Linked DNA regions of Homo sapiens: region 1 is linked to region 2. Evidence: chromatin contacts called from ENCODE Hi-C or POLR2A ChIA-PET data. All regions are on one chromosome and are shown on one strand. Each heading gives the region's core, a stretch centred on a gene start or an enhancer-like site at or near the end of the contact. The rest is flanking DNA. Distances are from core to core; before and after follow the strand shown. Region 1 overlaps SMOC1 (SPARC related modular calcium binding 1). Region 2 holds the start of SMOC1 (SPARC related modular calcium binding 1).

What was found. Hi-C counts contacts between places; a loop is a spot of excess contacts on that map. ChIA-PET counts read pairs that join two places held with the same protein, here RNA polymerase II (POLR2A). Pooled maps may share reads with other maps.
Region 1: a loop to region 2 is called in a map of posterior cingulate gyrus, with 2.0 times the contacts of the local background. The contact joins the enhancer-like site here to the promoter of SMOC1 in region 2. A Hi-C loop is called at or near these places in 4 of 168 maps with a recorded cell type or tissue (Calu3, dorsolateral prefrontal cortex and posterior cingulate gyrus) and 3 of 50 pooled maps. POLR2A ChIA-PET finds 5 or more read pairs at or near these places in 2 of 52 experiments (AG04450 and HepG2).

Annotation. Positions count from the first base shown.
Region 1 is chr14:69,952,351-69,958,565 of GRCh38, forward strand. It overlaps SMOC1 (SPARC related modular calcium binding 1), which reads left to right. Exons shown (of 12, transcript NM_001034852.3): 3 at 1,070-1,182. Among named protein-coding and RNA genes, the nearest start is that of SNORD169, 23 kb to the right of the region's middle. RefSeq lists an enhancer at 730-1,231. Within about 2 kb of position 1,304, at least 3 of the 41 ENCODE cell types and tissues checked have a DNase peak (open chromatin) inside an H3K27ac peak, as active enhancers do.
Region 2 is chr14:69,875,119-69,881,309 of GRCh38, forward strand. It overlaps SMOC1 (SPARC related modular calcium binding 1), which reads left to right and starts at 4,298. Exons shown (of 12, transcript NM_001034852.3): 1 at 4,298-4,659. The coding sequence starts at 4,561. RefSeq lists a silencer at 4,396-4,485.

The sequences.
Region 1 (6,215 bases), core at 54-2,553, 74 kb after region 2:
CCAGCTCCCTCACTATGCATTTGCAACAGGGAAGCTTGGAGTAAGTCTGTCCACTCACTTTGCTTTCCTATCTCTCCACCCCTTCCACCAGGGCCAAGGGAAGAAAGCCTGGTCTACCTGAAGGAATGAGCATTTTTCTATCTTTCAAACACTGCCCCCAGGCTAGGGCTTAAAGAGATGTGCTGCTATCTGGCCAGCGCTTTCCTTTTTCTTTTTATGGAGATGCTTAAAACCGCAAGACATTATTGCTGGCTCCTGAATAGTGATTCCAAATTGTTGGCCAACAGATGTGTTTTGTTTGGTCTGTTTGCCTGTTTAAAAACAGCAAAAAACATTTGGGATAACATTTAAAAATTGGGAGATTCAAAGAAAAAAAATCTGGCTTTTTGTCCTTCTTTTCCAAAATTGGAAGGTCTGGTAACATTAGGTCTGTGTTCCTACAAAGCAACACATGGCTAGACCTGCATAACAGCTACCGCTTTAAAGGGGAGCCTGTTGTCCAGTTTGCCACAGTCTTACAGCACTCCCTATAGTCTCTCAGAACTGAATGTCATTCCTCTCATATCCGGCTGGTTTCTCTAATTTATATCTTTTTCCTGAGTCCTGTACGTATTTGAATTTGTGACCCCGGACTGCTTAGAGCCATCACAGGAATTGTAGGTGGCTAAGCAGGCTGCGCTAGAGCCTCTGATTTTCTAAAGAAAATGGTTGCAATTCTTGAACCATAAGACATGGTTGAGCCCCTGTTAGGCTTACCACTTTTAGAATAAACCCAGTGAAAAATCATGGAACTAAAACATTTTTTTTTCTATGGGGCCAGGGTAGAGGTACTTGGGAGAAAAGACAGGCAGAACTTGGGATAAACACGAATCCTCTGCTTTTCTATGAATGACATACGGGGAAGGGGGGCTGTGCAGCAGTTACTAGCCACGGCCCTTTTAGGGTTGGACAAGCCAGTTAGTTGTGTGTGGGCTCCCGCACAGGTGGAGTGGTTTTCTCAGCCATTTTGTCCCTCGGCCCCAGTGTCGAATCCAAGTGAAATATGAAATCTGCTCCTCTCCTCTTTCAGATGCTGGCCAGAGCAAGTGTCGCCTGGAGCGGGCTCAAGCCCTGGAGCAAGCCAAGAAGCCTCAGGAAGCTGTGTTTGTCCCAGAGTGTGGCGAGGATGGCTCCTTTACCCAGGTGAGGCCTCGGACAATCCTCTTGGGCTCTTTCCTGGACCGAGGCAGAGGGGAGGTGTCCCGAGAGCGCGAGGGCTGCTTGGCGCCTTCACTTTCTGGGAAACAGTTGAGTGAGTGGCTCTTCAACTCCCCTCTGTGCTGCCTTCCCCCTCTCTGGCCCTCCCCGTCCCTCCATGCCACCTCTTGCCAACTGGCAGTAGGTCCTGAAAAGACGCATGGAAGCCCAAGCCAGGAAACTGGCATTGCTTGGTCCCCATCCTCCCTGCCGTCTGTCTCCTTGGAGGGCCAGACCTGTGCTTTTCTCTTCTGTTAAATGTGAGCTGATTATTTTTCTTATTCCTGCCAGTTTCCATGGGCAACCCTGGTATTCCCTTCCCTGTTTTTTGCTACCCCCTGCCCTCCCTGCTTTCTATCCCCAGTCCTTGAACGAAGCAGAGCCCTCTTTGAGCACAAAGTGTACTATGGTTCTTGGAGTGTGTGAGTGTGTGTGTGTGTATACACATACAGGTATGCATATACTCAGATTTTAAAACCTAAGTCAGGCAGTCCTACCTCTCATCTTGCATGATCTTCTGGTTAGTGCATTGTCAAAGTAATGCTGACTGTGTTGATCTTGGCACAGACTATTTCTTTTTTCTTCTCTTTTTTTGGAGACAGGGTCTCAATCTGTTGCAGACTGGGTCTCACTCCAGGCTGGAGAGCAGTGGCACAATCATAGCTCATTGCAGCCTTGAACTCCTGGGATCAAGCAATCCTTCCACCCACACCTCCTGAATAGCTGGGACTGTAGGCACATGCCACCACACCCAGCTTATTTTTTAGAGACAGGATCTTGCTATGTTGCCCAGACTGGTCTCAAAGTCCTGGCCTCAAGTGATCCTCCCACCTCAGCCTCCAAAAGTGCTAGGATTATAGTGTGAACCATCACACCTGGCCTTGGCACAGACTATTTCTAAAACACAGGCAATGGTGGGACAGAAAGGTGCTTCTCAGGAAAGCTTCTGGGCTGCTTCCTCCTATGCAGGGGCTTGTGGCTGAGGTGGGAGGCAGCCTGGGCGGTGGGCAGCTTCTGTGAGAGTCAGATATGATGCCAGCTGAGTGAAGGTGCTGTCCTGATGAAAGTGTGGAAGGTCACTGGACAAGGATGAGCTTAGCCAAGTGGTTGGGAATGGTCCTGGCACCTGCAATTTCTTTGTCCAATCAAACAACATTTGGGGGAATCCTGTTGTCTTAGAGCCGGGGCAGAGGCTTCAGGGGTTTAAAAGTTCCCCTGTAATTCTCGATCAATGTGGCAAAGGGTATATAGGCTGGTCTTTGGTCTGAGGGGCTTCAGGTATCATTTCCAGGTGGGACACAGTGGATTACTGATTTGAGACTAACTTTCTGTTGAGGTAGAAATGTAGAGGGATGAGGAGGTTGAGGATTGGATATCAGCATTTTAAAAGTTTTCTGGTTGATTCAAATGGGCAGCCAGGCTTGATAGTCACTGGGTTAAACTGACGTTTGTTGCCGACCCTGGGAGAGGTGCTTTTAATTCATTTTGTCATTTAAGCCTCACCACAAGCCTGTGAGGTAGGTGTCATTATCCCCATTTATAGATGATGCAACAGGTGTGGGATGTGGAGTGGCAGAGCTGGGGTTCAGACTCACAAATCCCTAAGTCCAGAGCCCTCAGAAGCCCTCCATACTCTGTTGGCTCTCTGAGCTGGCAGCTTTAAAGGAGGCTCTGAGGTGTGTTCTGGAAGGAGGCAGTCTGGTGGTCTGGTTAGAGTGCTGCTCCTGGAGCCGGACACCTGGGCACGAAGCTCAGCCCCCACCCCTCAGGTAAGTCCCCGAGCTTCTCTGGGGTCAGAATTTCCTTATCTGAAAAGTGGAGATTGATTATTATGATTGCTTATCTGTTGTTATTCACTATTATTGTATGTAATAATAATTGTTATATATTATATATTCCTATAATTAGTATTGTTAATGATCATTATTATAGCTTCCCTCATTAGGTTGTGATGAAGATAAAATCAGTTAACACACATGAAACACTTGGAACTCATAAATAATATATAAATTTTTGTCATTATCATCATGATTATTCCCATCTCTACTGTAGTTCTACTACTGAAATCTTTCTATCATGTCGATACCACTATACCGCTTAAGAAAAAAAAACCCACCAAACCTTTTGTTGAAAATCCCCAAGTTGGAAAATGGATGAACTCTTCCATCAATTTTTTAAAAACTGTTTATTCTGGTAAAAAGAATGTGGGTGATCTTTGTATATATTTAAAACTGCATTGCAAAGAATTCATGTCTGTGGGGAGGAATCAGACTTCTCTCAGATTAGTTTGGGGCTGAGACAGGGTGAAGGTAAAGGAGGAGAGTGGAGTTTGTGGCCATCGGCTTTTTCTTTCTCCAGGCTTGTGTGATCCTGGGTGTGTTGGTTATAGGAATGGCTGACCCCTGCCCTCCTGATTCTGAAGTGTTGGCTACCTCGTGACAGACAGCCCACTGGCCAGCTTTTGTTTTGGTGAGGCCAGGCCAGACCAGGTGGTGTTTACTGAGGGAAAGGAACTTCCAGATTAGTCCAGGCTAAATTGCTAAACGAGAGAGTCCCTGAAGTTCAGCAAGAGTTATGTAGATAGTCAAGAACCCCCTCATTTGTTTGACATGCTAAGCACTGCCATGTGTCTGTAGGCTGAAGGCTAGCTCACTCTGGTGGGCAGCCAGACGGCCAGACAGCGGGCCCATCCCAGCTACAGTGATTGAAATGGATGTGCTTTTCCCGCTGATCAAAGACACTGCAATAACTTCACAAAATAAGGCTGCCTCTTTGAGTATGCTTCAGTCACATTGACTGGCTGCCAAAATGCCGGGAGATGAATGCTTTCTCCTTTCTCCAACCTCCATCACTTAGCTGGGCTTTTTTTTTTTTTTTTTTCTCCTAAGACCAAAACCCAGAGATAAACTACATTGCTTTAATATTCTTTAGAATATTGATATGCACGCATCCCGGTATTAACATATTTTAGCCCTGGGAATTATTACACAGTAACCCTCTCTTGAAGTTTATGGGGGGAGTGATGGCACTCTAATGGGATTGGATTTGTCTGGCATGGGACACAGCTTGAGACCACATGACTGACTTGGCTTTAATGGGCTTCATGTGGGACTCGCTGGCCTCTGTTCTTTCCCTTTGTTTTCCCTTGTCCTCTTCCCTCCCTACCTCCAACCCCAACTCACACACAGGAGTGGTTCAGCTTTCTTCTACAGCAGCGACACTAAAGCTGTACATTAGACCATGTTAGACTTTTAAAGGTCTTGAAACCTAGGCCATATCCCAGACCATTAAATCAATATCTGGGAATGGGACACAGACATTGTGTTTTTTCGAGCTCCCCAGGCGATGCCAATGTTTGATCAAAGTTTCAAACCACTTTTGTATGGACTTCATCACTCTGTTTCTCGATTGCATCCTTGAGACGTGGAATTTAGCCTCTTTGGTGACATGTTGAATAAGCTCAGGAGCTATAGGCTTTGTCCTTTGCTATGGTCTTATCTGTTTTCTGTTCTGGGTATCTGGAACACAACTCCTGACATCTGTTCTATCAAGTCCTCTGCCAAGCAGTTGTCTGGTGCCCAAGCTGATTAACTGAAATCTCAGCTGCAGTGGAAGGGTGTTGGGCTGTCACCATCAGGCTGTGTTGGCTGGAGCTTGGCAAGTGTGTGCATCACTGAATGACAATGATGCCCACTTTTTATTGAGTGCTATCAGGTGCTAGGCCCTGTGTTTTACACCCATTAATCTTTACTACAACCTTTTGAGAGTTATTAATACGCTTATGTATAAAGAAAAATTGAGTTTCAGTGGGGTTGAATAGCTGACTTGAGGTCCCTAAGCTTAAGACAATTTGTACTCAAGCCTGCCTAATATTGAGAGCCTAAGACAAGTTGTACTCAAGCCTGCCTAATATCCAAGGCTGTGCTCTTAACTTTTTTGGGCTACAGAAGTGGCCTTGATACATATGTATTCCATTTCTATCACCATTGTTGTTGCAGAAGTTCTCTTTCTAATGCTGTTGACCAATCAATGAAACAAACATTTTAAAAAACACAATCTTTAGATTATGGAAATTAAAAAAAGATACAAAAAAGTAGACATAATAGTATAATGAACATATACCCATCACCCAGCTTCAACAATGATTAAGAAATGGCCAGTTCTGTTTCATCTTTACCTCATTTCCATCTCCTGCCCCCAAACTGGATTGCTTCAAAGCAAATCCCCACGCACAGTATCTTTTCATCCCAGATATTTTTGAGCTCTGCTATATTGTGGGCTGTGTGCTGGTTGCTAGGGAGGATTCAAAAAAATGTCATGACCTCTGCCTTCAAGGAGTTTACACGCAGAAAAGAGATTAAGACATATGATAAAGTAACTATATAAAAGACAATATACAAACAATAATATTTCGAAAGCTCATTTATAAGTCAGTTATTTGGAATCCTGAATGCCTTTTATTGTTAAGAAAATATATACAAATTTTAAATTTTTGGACACAAATACCTTAAACAAAACTAAAAGCAAAACTGAGCATGGTGGCACAAGCCTGTAGTCCCAGCTAATTGGGAGGCTGAGGCAGGAGGATTGCTTGAGTCCAGGAGTTCAAGGCTATATTGCTCTATGATTGCACCTGTGAATAGCCACTCCACTCCAGCCTGGATAACATAGTGAGACCCTGTTTCTAAAAAGAGAAAAACTAAACTAAAAGCAAACAACACACATTAGCCTTAACAACAAAGAGCTAATCTTATGTAAAGAACTCTTACAATTCAGAAAGAAAAAGATCCTAGTGAAAATGTGGGCAAGAGATAGCAAAAAACCAGCCATATGATAATAATAGTCAATAAGTGAATCTGAATGATGTTATCTTCTTTTGTCATTTTAGAAATACAAATAAAAATGATGATGAATGCTCTTGCTTACTAAATTAGCAAAAACTGGGAAAAGATGATGATATTCAGGGTCAGATAAAGGGA
Region 2 (6,191 bases), core at 3,048-5,547:
CTAATAATACTTACCTTAGCCTAATGCTAAGGTTACAGCAAGTTAGTCATAAATCTAAAAGCAGAACCTAGGAATCTTAATGTCTCAAGCTTCTAAGCTCACTAGTGTTTTTGACAAAAGTCTTGGACCTTAGATACAGTGTACCTCTTTCCATTGGTAGCTATTGTAACAAATGAAGCAAATATAAATCAGGATATATTTATGTTATAGAAGCACTCTGCTCCAGAGCCTCATTCAGGATCTACCTCCATCATGAGACCTTCCTGCCCATTAGGCCTACAGTGGGTCATCTCACTCTGAGTTCCTACAACACACTGCAGGCTTTACTCTTTTTTTTTTGAGACGGAGTCTCACTCTGTCGCCCAGGCTGGAGTGCAGTGGCGCAATCTCGGCTCACTGCCAGCTCCGCCTCCCAGGTTCACGCCATTCTCCTGCCTCAGCCTCCCCAGTAGCTGGGACTACAGGCGCCCGCCACCACACCTGGCTAATTTTTTGTATTTTTAGTAGAGATGGGGTTTCACCGTGTTCGCCAGGATGGTCTCCATCTCCTGACCTTGTGATCTGCCCTCCTCGGCCTCCCAAAGTGCTGGGATTACAGGCATGAACCACCGTGCCTGGCCAGCTTTACTCTTAAATGTGGTCCCCAGGTATCTCTCTGGTCTGTGTCTTAAATTAGATGGTAACCTCTCAGAGGGCTGGGTGTGCATCCAAAGATCCATCATAATAATGAACATTGTGCAAGGCGTAGAAGGAGGTGCATCAAAGTGCTTACTAAAAATGGATGAAAAGATTCTATTCTGAAGATGAGATGAGGAAAGAATCCTCTGGATTATATAGAAACACAGATATATATATATATATTTCTTTTTTTCTAGATGGAGTCTCGCTCTGTTGCCCAGGCTGGAGGGCAGTGGTATGATCTTGACTCACTGCAACCTCCATCTCCCAAGCAATTCTCCTGCATCAGCCTCCCGAGTAGCTGGGATTACAGGCATACACCACTGCACCCGGCTAATTTTTCTATTTTTAGTGGAGATGAGGTTTTGCCATGTTGGCCAGTCTGGTCTCAAACTCCTGGCCTCAAGTGATCTGCCCACATCGGACTGTCAAAGTGCTGGGATTACAGGGGTGAGCCACCGCGCCTGGCCAGAAACACAGATATATTTGAAACTGGCATTTCTAGTTAGTACTAAATATTTGAGGCCTTCAGACCTCAATCTGTGATATAAAGTATTAATTTTCATCTACTGAAATATCCCATTGCAAATAGAAGTCCCACAAGACAAGGAGTATGACTGAAACTGGACAAACCAGATGCCAAGATAGTCAGATTATTTTTGGACCATGAGTCTGGCCTCCAGGGAAAGAAGAAACTTGTCAATTTTACTTTTTTTGCTTGGATCAGAAGATTAAGCCTGGCAGAGAGATACTGTTTGGGACTAGTGGTTCTCTGGAATTCCTAACCTTCTCTGGGCTTGGGAGGAGTTGGGAGAAGAAAATGCATCATCTGAATGATGGCCATGGTTACAACAGGCCTCATATGCCAACCAGAGGGAAAGAAAATACTTGCTGAGCAGAGTAACTGGAAAGCAGTTGCTCATAGTTTGAACTAAACTACATGATTGAAATCCAGAATAATGTAGATTTTTGGACCAGTGAACACTTGGAAATAAGCTTTCTGGCTGGAAAGCAGCATTTGATGTTAGGGATGGAAAGGGCTATTGCAATGCTTTTTCCCTGGGCACTTTGTGCTGCCAGATACTCAGGGCCATCTGAAGCATATTTACTTACTCCAGCAGATTTCTCAATAGTTCCAGCAACAGGAAGGAGTTGACCAGCTTGATAGGTGAATGTAGCCAGGTGGTAGAGTCAGGAAAAGCCTGTCACACTGCTGAGCCCGATGGTAACAGTTCCATCCTGTTGAGCCCCTGGAGGGTGAACACTTAGGTGGACACATGGATATTGATGTCAGTGCTGCACAGGGCACGGTACTGGACAAGTGTCACAAGTCCAGCTGGGCAAACTCCAGGATGCCAGGTCACAAGGGCTGTTTCCAGGAAGGGCTGACCCCTGATGTTTACATCCTTTTCCTCTGAAGCTCAGTGGAGCTCACCAGTCTCAGTTCACCTTGTAGGCCACTGAAGAAATTCCCAATTAGCACAGAGGAACGTCCAACCCTATGGGATTTGAGACTGGAGATTGCAGCCATCACATGATGGAAGCAGAATTAGACTCCAAAAACCTTGCCTTGAGTCTCGGCGTCTCGGCTCTGTCATTTGCCAGCCAAATGAGGCCAGGCAAGTCACAATCTCATGGAGTATTCACTTATCTACCTGTAAAGTAGGAATGTCTGACCTATTTCAGAAGATTGTTCTGAGGATAAAATGAGATGAGGCATTTGTCCTGTCCTCTTCAAATGCCATATTGTGATACTTTTCACTTAATTATTTTAAGGGCTTTAAAGACTCCATCTCCTTTACTTTTGACAACATCTCATGGCAGGGGATACTATTTTTATCCCCATTTTACAGAGAGAAAAACGGGACCCTGGATGAGTCAAGTGACTTCTTCAAGCTTATACCACTAGGTGGCAGACTCAGGATTTGAACCCTGCTGTACAGCTCCAGAGTCTGTCTGACCAAAGCACTCATTCCCAGTGGAGGAAAAGATAGACCATTCTTTTAGAAGTGCGCTTCATTTTTGTTTGGAGAACCACAAGTACTTTGTTATTGTTCCAGCATCCAGTCTGAGCTTTCTTGTCAGAGGGCAATGGGGAGAGGGGAAGTCGTTTAAGCAGGGAATGGTGAGTTCCGGTTTGCTGCTTAAAAGGATCACTGGCTTCTAAATAGCGAATAGACACACTGGCTGCCGTGTGGAGGTTGGATGGGGCCAGTGTGGAGAGAGGGCAAAACTGAATTCAGGAGTCAGGTGCGAAGCTGTTTCATGGAATCCAGGAGAGAAGCCCTGAGGGAGCAGAGCTAATCTTAGGACCTCTCAGACCAGATAGGGAGGGGGAGTGTGGCACTGATGCTTACAATCAAATTATAGAAAAGAATCCCTCCCTGCGAAGTAGCCCATACTGATGGAAGTAAGCACTAAAGGTTGTTCTCCACATAAGGAGATCGCTCTGGGTTTCATTTTGCGCCCCCCCGCCCCCTTCCCTGTGATTTCCTGGAGATGTCAGTCTCACTGAAGGCAGCTGAGCACCTTGCTCTGTTGAGGAGCCGGTGTGATGCAGCTGTGACCATTCCCAAGATGGCCTTCCGGGGATGGCCCTGGGCAGAGCCCCCCAACATCTGACTGAAGCTCCGCTGAGCTGTCCTCTCCAAGAGGGTCGGGCACCCGGGAGAGATCTCCTCTCCTTGTTCTACCCCATCTCTGGGATCTCTGCATCCTCAGACTGCCGCCTCCTCATCTATACTTTTCCTCCTTGTCTCCCATCAGGGGACCAGGGCCTCTCTGCCCGCCTCTTCCAGAGCTGCTGGGCTATAGAGAGGCTGCCCCTTGCCCTCCAGTTCAGAGGGGGAAGCTAGGATGCCTGAGTTCCAATCCTGGATCATACGGACCATAGGGCTGGGAGATGTGTGTGTGTGTGTGTGTGTGTGTGTGTGTGTGTGTGTGTGTGTGTGTGTGTGTAGGGGGTTACCGTACCCAAGAGGCCCTCCCCAGCGGCCAATGCCCAGCACACGCTTCACCTTGTCCCTTGCGACTTCTCCCGGGGCAGCCGCTGTGAGACTCAGGATGTCACCTCCCAGGGAGAGTCTTTGAAAGAAGTGGATGCTCCCATTCCCCACTCCAACGCCACAGCCCACCCTGTGCGGGTCATCCAGCGACTTCCCAGTTACTCTTCCCAGATGCAGCAGGGAGGCAGATCTCTCGGCGCCTTCGTGTCACAGCATTCTCATCTGATAAATGGGGCTAGGAGTATTTTCCCTGCCTACTTCACCAGGATGTTGGGACAATCACGAGCTTGAGCTAAGAAATATACATGCTTAAGGCATTATTATTAGCCAGGTGAGCCTTCTGGTGGGTGCCGGCTGCTGGGGCTCTCTCAGGCTTCCTCGGGCAGGAGTGCCGGGAGAAAGTTACTCTTTATCCCACTCTCTCCCGGGGCCTACTCCCGCGGAGCTCCTCGGCGGGGGGTTGACCACGAGTGGCTCCTCTTGCCCCTCTCCCATTGGCTTTCACCTGCCAGAGGGTCGGCTTCAACAGGCCTCTTGGCCCGTCAATCAGGCCCGCCGTGCTCCGCCCCGCCCCTCCCGGGGGTTTATAACGGGAATTCCCATGGCCCGGGCTCAGGCGTCCAACCTGCTGCCGCCTGGGCCCCGCCGAGCGGAGCTAGCGCCGCGCGCAGAGCACACGCTCGCGCTCCAGCTCCCCTCCTGCGCGGTTCATGACTGTGTCCCCTGACCGCAGCCTCTGCGAGCCCCCGCCGCAGGACCACGGCCCGCTCCCCGCCGCCGCGAGGGCCCCGAGCGAAGGAAGGAAGGGAGGCGCGCTGTGCGCCCCGCGGAGCCCGCGAACCCCGCTCGCTGCCGGCTGCCCAGCCTGGCTGGCACCATGCTGCCCGCGCGCTGCGCCCGCCTGCTCACGCCCCACTTGCTGCTGGTGTTGGTGCAGCTGTCCCCTGCTCGCGGCCACCGCACCACAGGCCCCAGGGTAAGTGCGCCCCCAGCTTTGCGCCCACCTGCGGAGGGAGGGGAGGTTGCTTCCCCCCTCATCCCTGAGGGAAGGAGGAGGGGGAAGAGAGATGTCAGAGACCTGTTGTCCTCTGTCTACTACCAGGTCCCCTGCGGGCTTGGTGAAGTTGCTGAAATATTTTTTTTCTCCCATTGGAGCCACCACCACTCTCCCTTTCTTGACCCACCATCCCTCCCCTGTCCCCGAACTGTCACTGGTGGGTTTTCTTTCCCAATCTCTTCTCTCCTGCATTTTGCTCAAGACCCTCAGAGGTGCCTCCTGCGTCGGAGAGAAGCTCGCTCTCCGCTCATGCAGGGCTTCCCTGTGGTCTCACGCTGGCGCCCGGTCCAGCGCGCTGGAGTTGTTGGCAGGCGGCGGGGGTTGGGACGGGGGCGGGTGCAGCTCTGCCTGGAGAGTTTTAGGTTACCCGCGAGCCACACAAGGACCTTGTGTTGTTGTTTTAAAAAGCGATCACTGCTCGTAAAACCCACAGCAGATAATTTTAATGTCACCTCCTGCCGGGCAGGCACTGGAAGAGGGTCAGAGGTGGGGTACTGTAAAGAGGTGGGAGGGGAGAGTTGCGCAATGTTCAGGGGTCTCTCCCCCTGGGTTCAGTGCTGGGAGGTTGAATTACTCGTTGAACCTTGGTCTGATTGGAGTTTCTGAACGACATGAAACCTGCCAATTCTGTGCACAGGACAGATTGTCCAGGGCATTGTAAAATCTCCTGGAACCGACAGTATTGTGTTCATTTCTGGTCTAGATTATCCCCGCAACACCCCCCACCAATTGGTCTAATAAAGAATTTCACTGCCTTGAAACATGTACTATTAAACGACCTAGTGGTTCTTTTGACCAAACTTAATCCAGGCAATCTCTGGCCAAGCATCAGTTTATGTCAGGGCAATTGACTCTTAACTGGCAGCCTGAGAGTCCATGTGAAAGTAGCTAGGATCTTTGTGAAAACAAGGTTGGCTCAACCAACTCGTGCTTTCTTTCTTGAACATCCTTGGGCCTGGCCCTTTACCACCTGTTCAGATTGCAGGTTGTTTATTCATAGCTTTTACTATATGAGAATCATCTTTATAGCTGTCGTGTGGAGAAAAAGTCTTGCAATGCTTGACAAGTCTTAATGACTGCCCAGATGCTGGGTTGATTACATCCAAGCCCAGGTATCACTGTGAGATCAGATTTGCAGCCATTTAGGAAAGAAAAGTGTTTGTCCCCGTGTTGGGCCAGCCCTTGCTTTTATGACCAGATGTGCAACAGCAGCAGTTAAAGTGTGGCAGATTAGATCCAGGGCGTGTCATAAATCCTCGACAGCAGGCATTCCCAAAGCTGGGGCAAGTAAGGGCTCCAGGAGTGACTTTTATGGATGCAGATGAGGATGCCTTTTAAATGAAGCTGCTTGGTTTGATATTAGGACTCAGAGCTCTTAAACTCTGAGGTCAGGCGAGCCATGCGTTCCCTCCAATAATTAGGAACAGTCAAGACAGAGATGCAGACCAGAG